Regions from separate parts of the Homo sapiens genome. Here region 2 is linked to region 1. The links are chromatin loops, found by intact Hi-C in ENCODE. Cell type or tissue: heart right ventricle. All regions are shown on one strand.

Region 1 (8,000 bases):
GCCAACATGGTGAAATCCCATCTCTACTAAAAATACAAAAATTAGCTGGGCGTGGTAGCAGACGCCTGTAATCCCAGCTACTCAGGAAGCTGAGGCAGGAGAATCTCTTGAACCCAGGAGGTGGAGGTTGCAGTGAGCCGAGATCGTGCCATTGTACTCCAGCCTGGGGGACAAGAACGAAAACTCTGTCTAAAAAAAAAAAAAAAAAAAAAAAAAAAAAAGTAATGGTGGCAGTATTTGAAGCTGGGTCATCCTCACTTAGAAACCTAAGATTTATCCACTCCAGCAAACAGCCACTCAAAGTGAGCTTTGTTGCTCTGGCCACGTGTCCCAAGCATGCACGCACTAAGGTCCAGATCACTCGGGGTTGTTCAAATTGAACACATGATGTTAAAAATAATAGTTAACCAAGTCAAACATTAAATATTATAAATGCATCCATCTTATAGAGCAAACTTTGTTGAGAAGTGAATGCCAAGGCATGCTATGATATATATAGATAGATATAGTGGCGCTATCTCGGCTCACTGCAACCTCCACCTCCTGGGTTGAAGCTATTCTCCTGCCTCAGCCTTCCGAGTAGCTGGGATCACAGGCGTGTGCCACTATGCCTGGCTAATATTTTGTATTTTTTGTAGAGACAGGGTTTCACCATATTGCCCAGTGGTCTTGAACTCCTGACCTCAGGTAATCCACCTGCCTCAGCCTTCCAAAGTGCTGGGATTACAGACATGAACCACCGCGCCCGGCCAATATGATATATTTTTATTTGCATCTTTAGTCACATAGTAATCCAACCCTGGCCTTCTCCCGAAACTTTAATTAAAATATTCTTTTCCAGCTGACTAACAATGCATTTTAGACAGGTGTATGTTCTTTTTGCTCATTGCAGTGTCCCTAGTGTCTAAAACACTGCCGAATGCATTGTAGGCCCTTAATAAATATGTTCAATTAATTCTTAGTTCATGTCCATTAACTACTTTCCTGTTGAATGGTTTTCTAGATTTGTTGTATATTATTTGAATACAAATGTTGCATTATATGTAATATGTATAGTCTTCTTTCTTCATATGAATGAAAATTTGTTCGTCTCATTTGTCTTTTAATTTACTTTTGTGAGGTTTTACCTACTACAGTTCATTTTATTTTAGTTTTTTATTTGATCAGATTTGTCAGCCATTTATTCTATAAGTGATGCCTAGAGGAGTCTTTTCTCTCCAAGAATTTTTAAAATATTCACCTACATTTTTAGTTTTTAGTTTTTTTGTTTGTTTGTTTGTTTGTTTGTTTTAAGACAGGGTCTTACTCTGTCACCCAGGCTGGAGTACAGTGGTGAAATCATGGCTCCCTGCAGCCTCGACCTCCGGGGTTCAAGCAGTCCTTCCACCTTAGCCTCCCAGGTAGCTGGAACTACAGATGTGCAACACCATGCCCTGCTAATTTTTGGATTTTTGTAGAGAGGGTGTCTCACCATATTGCCCAGGCTGGTCTCAAACTCCTGGTCTCAATCTCCTGGCCTCAAGCAATCATCCCACCTTGGCCTCCCAAAGTTCTGGGTTACAGGCATGAGCCACCAGGCCTGGCCCATTTTTAAGTTTTTTGAGTTTTCTTTTTACATGGAAATCCAATCAATTTAAATATAGTTTAAGCTATTATATGTGGTACAGACTAATTTTCCAAGTGGTTAGCTATTGTTTCAATACCAAATATTAAATTTTCCATTCTTTCCTCAATTAATTAGACATGTCATTTTACTATATATTAAATTATTTTATTAAATAGGGTCATTATTCTTTTCTATGTATCTAATACTACACCAGCTCTTATTTACTTTTATATTTAGTAACATTTATTGTGGTGTTTCCCATTACAAAAGTAATGTATCATCACTGTAAAGAAAAATGAGAGGGCGGGGTAGGAGTTATCATAAAAAACAAAGAAATAAAAACTTCTATAATTCATCTTTCAAAAACACTGCTAACTTATTGGTATATGCTGTCCTTTAAGCCTTCTTTCTACACATCTATATTGTTGATATATATAAAATATGTAGTATTAGATAATGACTCCCTCCTCTTCTTCTTTATTGGTTTTCTCCTTGCCAGCCTCACTGTATTCTTTTAGGTTAACTTTAAGATCTTTGGTTGAGTTCCATAAAGTTTTACTGTTATTCTTTGTTTGAGTTGTATTATATCAGTCTTATAAATTATTGTTATTCTTTGTTTGAGTTGTATTATATCAGTTTTATAAATTGACTTTAAGAAAATCAAGCTATTTACATATTTATTAAACTCTACATAACACTGAAAAGTTAAAAGTAACCTAAATCTTTGTTAATTGATTGATAAATTAAGGTGTATCAATATGGCCTAATACCCAGTCATTTAAAATTACATGGAAGGATGTTTAATGACATGGTGAAGTGATTACAATATATTTTCTGTAAAAAAAAACAGGTTATAAAACAAAACACCATATGAATCTAATACTCTCAAAGCTAAACTTGACAATATAATATATTCAAATATACGTAGTATACACCAAAACGTTGAAGACACATTATGGTTTTCATTATCTTTTTTGTATTTTATAATTTCTCCCTATTTCTAAAAGTGTATAGAATCACATAAATATCACTTTACATAGGGAAGAAATGTGGCCACTGAAAACATTCCAAATAGCTGTGCCTCCAACTATACCACCATGTCTTAGAGGTCACGCTTGTCTCATTAAATGGTCTCAACTCCATAGCTTGCCACAGTCTCATACTCCCGGACTCATACTTGTTTCCCTAGCTACCTTCAAATCATAGAGCAGGCCCTGGAAGCTGGAGCTGTGGTGCTGATTGAAAATCTAGAGGAGTCCATTGATCCTGTTCTGGGACCCCTGCTTGGGAGAGAAGTCATTAAAAAAGGACGGTAAGACTCAGCTGTGTTGCTGACCCTTCGGGGGGAGCTGGTTCATGGCCCTGGTTAGAATCATGAAGAGGTCTGCTCTTCCTAGAATTTCCTCTCTTCAGTTCATGTCAAGTAGCTCCCTGCAGCACATCCACCTTTCTTTCTTCCAGCAGAGGTCTATTTAGTGGCCTTTGTTTCCTAGAGAAAGTTTCCTGGAGAAACTTTGCTTCCATCAGCCAGTGTCCCAACTGACTTCCTTCTAAATGGCCACAGTGCACAATTTTGGAAAAACTTGAGAAGGAAATCGGTCAAAAAGCAGACTGACTTTTAAGTACGAGCATCTTATACAAGCCAGTCATCTGAATTCTGACAACTCGGTTCCTTGTCAATTTAATGAGTCTCTGCTGCTTTGAGTGCTGGCTCATGATGAGGGCTTAGCAAGCACAAGGCAAAGCAGGGGGTGGTGTGGAGAGGAAAAGAGAGGAAGGAGACGGGCAATGGGTTCGTATGAAGGGCAGAGTAATTATCATGAAGGGGTGCTTGACTCAGGAGCCTCACCCACTGCTGGGGCCATCGTTGCCTTTACTGTCCTCAAGTCGTGCTCGTTTACTTGGTTAATCATTTTCACCCATAGATGTCATTCCCATGTCAGCCATGAGGAAAAGTAAGCCCTATTGCTGGCGTATAAAGCACGTTTGTGGAAACTGCAAGGTGGTTCACCTTCCTCCAGACACTTCACTGCCATCTGCTGGAAATTGTTCATAATGTACTAATCTACATTGACACAACAGGCATGGCTCTTCCTAGAGTTGCACAGTACAGAACCAAACATGGTGGCCATGGGAAAACATCTATCCCCCTCCACACCTGTTCCCAACATTAGTGCAAAAAAGAATCCCAGGGCTCATCCTAGACATAGGAGGAATCCATCTGAATATAGCAATATTGTTTGAAAAAAATCTCAAATTCTGACCCCAACCAAATTTTGCAGGAAGGCACCTTACCTTCACATGAGCCTTTATGTTCCAGATTCATTAAAATTGGAGACAAAGAATGTGAATACAATCCCAAGTTCCGGCTCATCCTCCACACCAAGCTGGCTAATCCTCACTACCAGCCTGAGCTGCAGGCTCAGGCCACCCTGATCAACTTCACCGTGACCAGGGATGGCCTGGAGGACCAGTTGCTGGCCGCTGTGGTCAGCATGGAGAGGCCAGACTTGGAGCAGCTGAAGGTGAGGACAGAAGGGAGAAAATGTTCTGCCACTAGAGCCTGCAGTGTACTCCACTCTGGGAGAGGTTGCAGAGGGGGGCTGTTTTTCCTGGATTGAGTTAGGTGGGTTCTGCTAGACTCTGGAAGACTGCTGACCCCATGTAGCAACCTGGGAATACCATACTGGGGAAAGAAGGATGGGTGAGCTGAAGAACAGAAGCAAAAACAGTTTGAAGGCCGGGCATGGTGGCTCATGCCTATAATCTGAGCACTTTGGGAGGCCAAGGTGGGCGGATCATGAGGTCGGTAGTTCGAGACCAGCCTGGCCAACATGGTGAAACCCCATCTCTACTAAAAAATAAATATTAAAATTAACTGGGCATGGTGGCGCTAGCCTGTAGTCCTAGCTACTCGGGAAGCTGAGGCAGGAGAATCTCTTGAACCCGGGAGACGGAGGTTGCAGTGAGCCAAGATCGTGCCACTGCACTCCAGCCTGGAAATAGGGCGAGGTTCTGTCTCAAAAAAAAGAAAAAAAAAACAGCTTGGAGACTGGACACTCCTATGACCAAGAGCAGAGCCTGGCATGAACATGAGTGCTGCTGATCACACAGGTCCACGTGCCAGAACTAAGCGGAATGAAATTCTACAAGGGTAACAGAACTAGGTCCAACAGTGTTAGGGTCATGTCTTAGCTTGGGCTGCCATAACAAAATACCATAGACGGGGTGGCTTAAATAACACATATTTGTTCTCCTATAATTCTGGAAGTTGGAAGTCTGCGATCATGTTGGTTTTTGGTGAGGCCTCTTTTCCTGCCTTGGAGGCAGCGGCCTTCTCACTGTGACCTCACATGACCTCTTCTTTGCACATAAAGAAAGCCATGGCTCCACCCTGATGACCTCATTTAACCTTAATTACCTCCTTAAAGGCCACATCTCCAATATAGTCACATGGGGGAGTTAAGGCTTCAACATAGGACTTTTAGGACAACACAATTCAATCCACAGCAGATAACGTGCTTTTTGTCCTCTCTTTAAATGTGATTAGATTATACAATATGGCGGGGTCGGTAGGTGGAATTCCAGTGCATGAGAGATTGAGTTCAGGGCTCCCTGGGACTCCGCTTCCTGCAATCATTCATTCATTGAACAGATACCTAGGGAGCACCACCTCTGTAACAGGCAGGATTTGAGGTATGGAGGATTCAGCAGTGAACAAAGAAAACCATGTCCCAGCCTTCATGGAATCTACACTCTAGTGGAGGAACACAGAAAACAGCAACGTAAACAAATGAACAATGCCATTCAGATAGTGATAAGAATTTTTAAGAAAATAAAACAGGGTAATACTGGAAAGCCAGAGGGCAAATTTAAACAGTGGTGGTCAGAAAAAGATTCGGTGAGGAGTTGGCATCTGAGCTAATTCCTAAATAATTGTAAAGCCTCTGGGCATAGAGCATTCCCAGCACAGAGAACAGCAAATCCTGGTCTTAAGGCAGGATCAAGATATGTGGTTTTAAGAAACAAGAAAGGTCAGGGTGGCTGTGGTTGGAACCTCCAACAGGAAGGTTGTTCTTCCCACGAATCCAAAGGCTGTACAAGGGCAAAGACACTACAGCTGCCTGAAGTTAGTGCTTTAGGATATGGAGCATAAAGAGAGGAAGAGATGAGATCCACTTGGATACCAGCACCCCACTCCAGCCTCGAGGAAGCTTTTACACAGTCTGCCATGGTTTTACACAGTTTAAAACTGGAAGACAGATTCTGCTGATTTTTTTTTAAGTAAGCCATAGGAGAGTTGTTCATTAAAGTAAATTGGTAATAGAGAGAACTCTCCAGAGAACTAAAACTGGACCCTAACCCTCTAGTTACACAAATAAGCTCCGTTTAGTGAACACTGATAATGCAGTGTGTTGCCCATTGTGCATTAAGCATAGCACAGAAATCCTAAAAGTTGGGACTGGGATTACAGAAGAGTAAAGAGGGTAAACTGGCTCAAGGTCATGTGCCCAGAATATTGTACAGTTGGGCACCAATTTGACTCCTTGTCTCCTGCTCATGGTCTGAAGCTCTTTGCCATTCTGCCTCCACTTTACTATCTTTAAGGCAAGGGACTCTCGCCCTATTCAGACACATCCTTAGAGCAGGATGCCCTGGGCATCTGCACCTGACTGTCTCTTGCTTGATATTTGCAGTCCGATCTCACAAAGCAGCAGAATGGATTCAAAATTACCCTGAAAACGTTGGAAGACAGTCTTCTCTCTCGCCTCTCCTCCGCCTCTGGGAACTTCCTGGGAGAAACAGTGCTGGTGGAAAACCTAGAGATCACCAAGCAGACTGCTGCCGAAGTTGAGAAAAAGGTAAAACTCCTCTGGCTAGTCTGGGAAGGCAGCCTAGGCTGGGGTCCTCCTACAATTTTCTCTCCTCTTAGACAATGAGTCTGACTTTTAGAAAAATGTCAAAGTAACACATGGCTTTTCTGTCTTAGCAAGGTTCTTCTAGAAAGTCTACCTAGGCAGGACTCCTGAAGTGACTACCCCATATATCTTGTATTATGTAGTTCCCACCTTCTGGAAAATACTTTTGATGTCTTAACTCCATCCACAGTTGAGGAACACTTAAGCCTTTGTGGGGCCTGGTATTCTGTGCAGGGAATGGTAGCTCAAAATGGATACCTCAGATAGTGTGTGGAATTGCCCTGAAGCTAAGGAATCGCACTGCTGGAAAAGCCAACTGGTTTGGGCATGATTGCATCCTGACAAAACCCACCGGACCGCAGAATCTCACAAGTCTGATCTTAATGAGAAAACCTCAATAACTTCCTAGGAAACTCAGCTCTCAAAAACTGTATCATCCTGGGAAGTGATGACACAGTGCCCTACTGTGTGTAGCTTCCTTTATTTTATAATGTTTGGAAGGCCCTCGGTCCCCCCTGTGAGGACTAGAAGACGGGGTGTGATGGGAAAGGGGCCCAACCCCTGCTCTGTTCCAGCATACCACCAAACCTCCAACAAGGCCTTTTGCAGTCTCAGTCTCGCGCTTGCATCAGAAGGGCATTGGAGATATTGGCCCTGAGCAGGACAGAGCATATCTGTAACAGTGTCCAGGAACAATATACCTTTGACGGAAGATGCTTATTGCCAGATTATTGGGATTTCTCCAAATATGAAAGACTTCGTTCTAGGTAGAGACAAGGTAGGAAATATGAAAAGCAATGATGGGTAAGACAGATAAACCAGGTCATACCCACTCTGGGGTGAGGGACAGTTGAGGTTGGAGTGATGAGATTGAAAGGAGGAAGAGTCAGCCGAACATTGGGTCAACAGCAGGGATGTGACCACCAGGTTCCACTATCAGTTACCTATGGCCTCCGTATCTCTGGTTGGGGGCATGAGAGTTTGTAAAGTAATTACGGTAGAGCTGCCACTGCCCTGGATAAGAGAGCTGGGGAGACAGACCCAACTTACATCAAGAGAGTAGGTCAGAGGATGGGATGCAGCATACTGATCTCTTCTCCCCACCTCTTCATCTGTTTTTTTTTTATCTTTTTCTTTAAAATCAATGAACACTTATTGAGTACCTGCTGTGTGCCGAGGGTTGTATGAAGCTTTCTTTTTCCTTTTGTTGTTCAGTTTCTTTTTGTCTTCTCTCTCTTTCTCATTTATTCATCTCATGAACACTTACTTGAAGGCCACTGTATTCTAAGATCCATGATGAAAGTTGGAGATACAGCAAGAAATTTGCTATAATCCTAGGCTTTTAGGGCCTGGCCCTCTAAGGAAGAAAGACAAGTAAACAGGCAGTTACAAAACAGGGCTGAGGGCTGAGGCCAAGAAAGCACAGGGATCAGTGAACACACAAAGGAGGAACACTCAACCCACATTGGGTGAGA
Region 2 (8,000 bases), 67 kb before region 1:
AAATGGGGGACCACCTTTGGGCTTTGGAAAGCTGTAACCTCTTTGCACAAAGCAGGAGCTCCAGAAGCTTTACCCTAAAGCCTAATTTCTAAATCAGTGTAAGAGAGGTACAGGAGCTAGCATGGTTGTATGAATTAGAGGCCATTGCTATGTAATTTCTCTTGCCCACCTTTATTGGCACCAAAGCCTGGGAATGAGGCATAGTTTCCTGCCTGTCAGTGCAAGATAGCCCTCCCCCAGCTTCCCATTGTCACCTTACTTTAATTCCCATTCAAGCAGAGAAGAAAACGGTTCCATTTCTAAAGAATGGGTTGGAGTTCTCTTTCAAGGAGGCCTTCTTTTCAGAGATTTCTGATATTGACCATTCCTACAGATGGACCTGGCCAGCCTGTGTCTGAAAGCTGGAGTGAAGAATCTCAACACAGTGTTTCTCATGACTGATGCCCAAGTGGCTGATGAGAGGTTCCTTGTGCTCATCAATGATCTTTTGGCATCTGGTAAGAGATTCCTTGCACTTGGTGTCACTGATAAATTCCCCCTGGAATCAGAGTTATACAAAGGTGAAGATTTCGTCCAGGGTGGGAAGAGTAAGGTCATAGTAATGAGGAAGAAAACTGACACAGCCAAGGACTGGTTCATTGAGGTCCTTCTCAGCATTGATGCTGGGCCTGCTATCCTGGCTCTTTCATTCTTATTTCATTGCAAAACAGACAGTAATCGTGGAGCTCTCTTAGTGGGACTAGACCTGATGATGGGAAGAAGAGAGGGTTAAGAGCTTGGTGATGTGCTGTGGAGAGAAGGTGCTGTTCCCTCTCTGTATCCAAATCAAAGAGAAACTAGAATGTGTGTAGTACTTGAGGAAGCTCAGGCATTGGCAGGAAGATACACAAAAAGAGAGCATGAGCATGCACGCGTAAAACTTACACAGTAGGGCAAGATGAGGTTACCAATGTAATTAACTAGTGATTTACAACCTCATGAGAGCAAAGTGGAAGTTCCACATAGTTTTCCTTGGTCCCCAAAAAACTTGACAGAGAGTGTGAAGTGGCCTGTGACGCTGTCTGTGCAAGATAGGACTTCAATGGAAAGCTCAATGCTTGCTATTGCTATTTTATTGTCCTTCTTTATTTAGGAATTCAGTACGTATACCAACAATCCCCCACAAAGTGAAAACTCACGTCTGTAATCCCAGCACTTTGGGAGGCCAAGGTGGGTGGCTCACCTGAGGTCAGTAGTTCAAGACTAGCCTGGCCAGAATGGTGAAATGCCATCTCTACTAAAAATACAAAAATTAGCTGTGTGTGGTGGTGTGCACCTGTAGTCCCAGCTACTTGGGAGGCTGAGGCAGGAGAATCGCTTGAACCTGGAAGGCGGAGGTTGCAGTGAGCTGAGATCATGCCACCGCACTCCAGCCTGGGCGACAGAGCGAGACTCCGTCTCAATTTAAAAAAAAAAAAAGAAAAAGGTTATAAAACGAGATAAAGAGGCAGGGAGAAGAGATCAGTATGCTGGATCCCATCCTCTGACCTATTCTCTTGATGTAAGTTGGGTCTGTCTCCCCAGCTCTCTTATCCAGGGCAGTGGCAGCTCTACCGTAATTACTTTACAAACTCTCATGCCCCCAACCAGAGATATGGAGGCCATAGGTAACTGATAGTGGAACCTGGTGGTCACATCCCTGCTGTTGACCCAGCATTCAGCTGACTCTTCCTCCTTTCAGTCTCATCACTCCAACCTCAGCTGTCCATCACCCCAGAGTGGGTATGACCTGGTTTATCTGTCTTACCCATCATTGCTTTTTATATTTCCTACCTCGTCTCTACCTAGGACGAAGTCTTTCATATTTGGAGAAATCCCAATAATCTGGCAATAAGCATCTTCCGTCAAAGGTATATTGTTCCTGGACACTGTTACAGATATGCTCTGTCCTGCTCAGAACCAATATCTCCAATGCTCTTCTGATGCAAGCGCGAGACTGAGACTGCAAAAGGCCTGTAATCCCAGCTACTTGGGAGGGTGAGGCAGGAGAATCACTTGAACCAGGGAGATACAGGTTGCAGTGAGCTGAGATCATGCCACTGCACTCCAGTCTGGGTGACTGAGTGAGACTCTGTCTCAAAAAAAAAAAAAAAAAAAAAAAAAAAAAAAAAAAAAATATATATATATATATATATATATATATACACATACATACACACATACATCCAAGAATATAAGACAATATAATGCATAAATTATGCATTTATATAAATATGTGCATGTTTATATTAAAGAAAGAATACGCTTTCTTGGCTCTTAAACCAAATGCAGCATCTACAAAACCACCTCTTCATCTCAATTGAGAAAACAGTCAGTGTACAAATGTTCCTGAACAAAATTTCTGCCTCCAGACTTCCAGCATCTCAAAAGCCTTCTCTCTCTCCACACTCCATTCCCTGGCTCTGATTAAATAATGTTTAGTTTATAAGGTCCAAGGACCATGGTCACAAGTACCTTTCTCCATAGTCTATCTAGTATATATAGATATAGTAGTATATAGTCTATCTACTATATATTGTAAGTAATATATTTTAGGATAGTTCCTGACAACCTCCAGGAAGTTCCTGGCTTTGGAATCATTGTCTGCTTCATATTTTGTGGCATTGCACCCCATGCCATCATGCTGTCATTTTCATGAAGAGCCACTGGTCCCTGGTCCAGAGCATGTACTAGCAGGCATTGTGAGCAACCTTTGGCTTCTTTCAGGTGAGATCGATGTCCCAGGTTTCCTCACTGTGCTGGCTGCTAGCCTTGCACTCATACCACCCTCATTCCCTTCCCTCCCTGCCCTGTTCAAGTTAGCTTTATATCAGAGAGTTTGCCTACCAACTCTTACACCTTTTCTCCTCCAATGCCACAATTTTTTCCTTTCTTAAATGCAATCTCTTTAACATCTCATCACCTTCTGCAATAGTGTTTAATCTACAACATAGCCTCATCTTTTATTATTTTACTAAATAATGAGAGAAGGATCCAACTTCCCTCCTACCCCAAAGCTACCCTAAAGCCTAATTTCAAAATCAGTCTGAGAGAATACAGCTTTAGAGATGTCGGGCGTGTTGCCAGCCTCACACCATTGTATTTCAATTGGCTCTAATCCAGCCAGGTCACCTTTTCCTAAAATAACATCTGAGACACAGAGTTGTCACATTTTTACCAATTGAAATTTTATTCCTCAATTAAGTATTGATAATTTTTCATTTAGAACACAACTTTTTTTCAAGTGCAAACGAATTTCTAAAGCCCTCCCAGTGAAAATGCAATCAGCCGGTTCCAAAGTCATGGAGTTTTAGGCCCCATTTTAAGGCTTCTATATATTCTTTAAGGAAAAAAAAAAAGGTAAAATTTGTGTATACATATTCAAGTGGAGATACAGTTAAGATGAACACTTTTGTCTTCTAACCCACCCCCTTTTTTTCTTAACCATTTCAACAGGGAGAATTAGAGTATATCTTGGTTCTAATTTTCCCTATCAAATAAGTAATTTCTGGCCAGAAAGTAACCGACTGCCAGTTCAGCCAAAGCTGCGGGGATGACGCAGAACCTCATTATCTCCCAACTTTTTCAACTTTGTGGGGTTATGCAATGACTCCACCCTTGGATAACATAGTAGGGACTAGGAAACCATAACTTAGACAACCTTGCAATTCACTCATCCCTCTGTAGTTATGTACAAGTCCTACGAGGTTGGATATAAAGGTATAGTGAATGCAGTTCTCTCCCAAAAACATCTCCCTTGGAAAACCAATGATCTCATGCCCTGGGCGGAGTTTCCTCTCACACTTCTTTATCTCACCATTTCATTTCTTGTTTTCCTGACACCATTTCTAAAATCAAACCATGATAGTAATTTGGCTTATGAATCTACTTCTGACACGAACTACAGCATTTCAGAACCCATCTTTATGCCAGTTGTATCTCAGATGGATTATAGATGGACATGAAGAAATCTTACACACAAAGCAAAAATATTAAATTAGGTTCCTGGTTTAATTAGCAAAAGATACATAACTGTATAAGAACTAGAGTGGCTGCCCAGGGTAAGAGCAGATGAACCACATATTTGAGTCACTTCCCTTGGCTGCTGGGGTCCTTGATAGGGGTCATGCAACTGCTGGTGAAACTGTGCATGAAATGTGAGTCCTTGCTGGATCTGAAAGGTTCATTACTGGCTATGTTCTTATTGACCTGCTATAATAATTCCTGAGGAATGTGCACTGATCATCAAACCCAGGCATTTAAGGAATTCTTACAAAACTTGTTCTCTTTTTGACCTTCACTTAAACTCAACTTCAGCAAGTCCCCACTCTAATTTAGAGGGAAAAAAAATCAGAATTATTCCCTGGCTTTCCAGGAAAACACCTCTTCCTCCAGCTTTCCAGCCTTCCAGAAGGCCCATTTTACTCTGGTGCCCCTGCCAGTTAGCACTAACCAGCTAAGAAAACCTAGTCAGCTCCAAGTGTGATGTTTCTTCCACCCCTAGCTATGACAGATTTTGTATTTTATTTTATTTTGGAATCCTATGTTAGGATTTTCCTTTTGCTTTCCAAAAGGCTGAATTGTTTTATTCAAAATTATAATTCATTTTCCTGTCCCAGGCTAGATGACTTTCTATGTATTCATATATTCAATAATCATTTACTAAGTGTGCATGCTCAGTCACTAGGTACTGTGCTCAAAGATGAATAACATGTAACCTCTGTGCAGTCTCATGGAAGAGTTTATAACCAATGGGGTCCCTCTCTTCTAAAGTCATATTCTTCTTTATCTCTAAACCAAACTGTTCTTTTTATATATCTGTGGGCCAAATCTCCTCTTAGGATCTAGAACATAAAAAGATCCACCTCATATCCTAGGTGCTTTAGGATTAGAGCTAGGGTTGACATGTTAGTGTTCAACACACATCCTATGAGAATGCAGAGCCCGGAAGTGTTTATAACAGACTTGGCATTGGATTGTTCTCCTCTGGTGGCCGTCTGGAACTGGACTTCCTGAGGAGCCATCTATGCTGTTAAATAAATTGAATTCTGGCCCAGTTTCCCTAGAAAGAAAAAAAAAACAATAAAGTTGGGGCAAAAAAGCAACCATCAAGCATGCACTGATCCTCTAAGACATACTTAGTGGACTCATTAGATCTGCTCACTGGCTGTGCCCTCAAACCACAGACAGTGGAACTTTAAACCAGGACCGGTTTGGTTCTCCAGCTGCAAAACAGAAACTCCCAAAGAGCAATGCAAAAAGAAGCATGAGCAATCAGACTTTTCTTTTCCTTTTGTGGTAATAAACTGTTTTTTTTTTTCTTGTGGAACTGAAGTCCTATACAAGTTACTCAAGAGACTTTGTGTTCTGTGGATTCCCTATATTGCTAACCTCTCCCTTACCACCTATGTCCAAGAGATAATCTATTGCCACCAATTTTCCCCTTATCTATTTCTGAATCCGTATCTTCTCTATCCTCACTACCACTGGTTTTGCCTTCTTTTGCCTTGACAAACGCCAACACTCCTTAACTTATCTCTCTACTTCCCATGCTATCCCCACTCCAATCCATTCTCCTCACTCCTTGCAAAAGGGTCTATCTCAACTATAATTCCTGGCCAGGAGCAGTGGCTTACACCTGTAATCCCAGCACTTTGGGAGGCCAAGATGGGCGGGTCACTTGAGCCCCAGAGTTCAAGGCCAACCTGGGCAACATGGCAAAACCTTATCTCTATGAAAAGTACAAAGAGTATCGGGGCTTGATGGAGCGCACCTCAGGTCCCAGCAACTCGGGAGGCTAAGGTGGGAAGATCGCTTGTGCCCAGGAGCTTGAGGCTGCAATGAGTTGTGATTGTGCCATTGCAATCCAGCCTGGCTGACAGAGCAAGACCATGTCTCCAAAAAAAGAAAAAAGAAAACAAACAAACAAAAACACTGTAATTTTTTTATTAGTTCCCAACTGGTTGCAGAATGAACTCCAAGCTTCTTTGTCCTGTTTCCTTCCTTCCTTGCTAGTCTCACTTCCCATCTTGTGATCTAGTGATTCCTAATTCCTTAAGGTAACACACTGTGCTACTTGCTGACATCCTTAATTGCTTATGCTGTTCCTTTTGAACCTCATGCCCTTCTTTGTCTGGATTAACTTCTACCCACAGTAGAAGACTTACCTTAGGCGTTCCCTCTCTAGAAAATCTAGAGACAGATCCACTGTCACTCTTAGGAATGAGTTCCCCATATTCCTACAGCACTCGATAGCTGCACGTACCACCACTGTATTGAAACGAGATTGTAAATTTATGAAAGGGAGAGACCATTGTGTTTGCTGTTGATTAATTTACGTTATTGAACAATCCAGAAATACAAAAAAAAGAAGGATTAAATGGCTACTTCTCAGTTTAGGAAATACAGCAACACTGATATATACCTATTACTCTGTGCAGAGTCTTGTTTTTCATCGTTTATACGGTCAGCTCTTAATACATCTCCCAGCCCATAATTGACATTTAGGAGGTACTTCTTTAAGTAAAGTAAGTAACAGCATGAGAATGATGTGCCATTAAATACTACTATTGGACATGTGCTTTGGAAAGTTTTCCAGCAGTGAAGACAAAGGGACAGAGTACTGAAATAGCCACCACACTCACTTGCGTTTTCTCCTTTAAGAATAGGGAAATTTTTTTTTAAACTATCAGGTCTAGATAGGGTCAAAGTCCTCACACCAGTGTGAAGTTTAGAATCTAGCCCTTAGCTTCACCCTTTTTATCACCAAAGTCCAACTAACTAAACCACGTTAAATTATCAGGATCTCTTTCCTGAAAAGCAGCTGTGGCCTTTAAGGAGTCCCATACTAACATACAGAAGATGGCAGAAGATGGTGAATAGTCTGGCTTCCAAACTATTAGAATATTTCAATACTATTTCTAACTCCAAGTACTGCATGAAGCCTGAAAGTACTTGGAGTTACAAATAGTGTTTCCCAACTTTCGGTGAAACCTCGTATCTACTACAAATACAAAAAATTAGCCGGGTGTGGTGGCAGGCACCTGTAATCCCAGCTACTCTGGAGGCTGAGGCAGGAGAATGGCGTGAACCCAGGAGGCAGAGCTTGCAGTGAGCCGAGATCGCGCCACTGCATTCCAGCCTGGGTGGCAGAGCGAGCCGTCTCAAAAAAAAAAATAATAATAATAATGTTTCCGAACTTTAGGTCTCAGGAGGAAACTTCTCAAATATTTAAATAGCCTCTGCCCCTGTTCACATCACAAAATCCCCTCTGGCAGTTCAGTTTCCTGCTTCCAGCATGACTACCTACATCACAAAACAAGTGACGAGAATATTGTCAAGAAGGAATTATAGGAACAAATATGAAAATGCAAATTTTGTTCCCTATTCAGAGGTGTTTATCTCCAGATATTCCATCCGATGGTCTTCTTCTTAAAGGTTCTAGGGATCTTGGATATTGTGACAAATACCACCATCATTTGAGCACGGAAAATGTCTCTAAGTGGCCCAGGTGCTTTCAACGTCTTGGAATTAAGAGTATTAATAAACCAGGGTCATCAAGTTTTTTCTATAAAGTGTCAGGAAGTAAACATTTTAGGCTTTGCATATCATACAGTCTCTGTCACAAATACTCAGCTCTGTCCTTGTAGGGCAAAAATAGCCATAGATAATACCTAATGATCATGGCTATGGTCAATTAAATCTTATTTATGAACAATAAAATTTGAACTTCACATAATTTCCACATTCCATTAAATATTATTATTTAAACTTTCAACACATGCTAAATATTTTATTTTCTTAGCGGTTTTCCTTCACTCCTATTTTTATCAGAAGAGGCTGAAATGAGTCATTCTATTAGTAAGATCTTGATTTTGACAAATTATAGTACAGGAATTTTATATGCATGTCATTAACTATCTCAAAGAATAGAAATTAAATAAGTTGGTACAATTAAGAGAAAACAGTAAATGATCACTTTC

Evidence for each region. A loop is a pair of places that touch in the nucleus more often than their neighbours do. Peaks named below come from ENCODE experiments on the same cell type or tissue, not always from the same donor. Only the 100,000 strongest peaks of a DNase experiment are listed, where the experiment ranks them.
Region 2: a loop joins it to region 1, with 4 times the contacts of the local background. A loop is called at or near these places in 2 of 110 quality-filtered maps.

Annotation. Positions count from the first base shown.
Region 1 is chr17:11,877,283-11,885,282 of GRCh38, forward strand. It overlaps DNAH9 (dynein axonemal heavy chain 9), which reads left to right. Exons shown (of 69, transcript NM_001372.4): 54 at 2,796-2,918; 55 at 3,927-4,131; 56 at 6,304-6,468. It overlaps LOC101928350 (a long non-coding RNA gene), which reads right to left and starts at 7,913. Exons shown (of 3, transcript NR_188181.1): 1 at 7,689-7,913. In heart right ventricle, a CTCF peak has its summit at 3,633 (motif pointing left); no DNase peak of the experiment used is centred here.
Region 2 is chr17:11,809,873-11,817,872 of GRCh38, forward strand. DNAH9 (dynein axonemal heavy chain 9) reads left to right here. Exons shown (of 69, transcript NM_001372.4): 45 at 374-497. Among named protein-coding and RNA genes, the nearest start is that of ZNF18, 180 kb to the right of the region's middle. In heart right ventricle, no CTCF peak of the experiment used is centred here; a DNase peak (open chromatin) is centred at 3,102.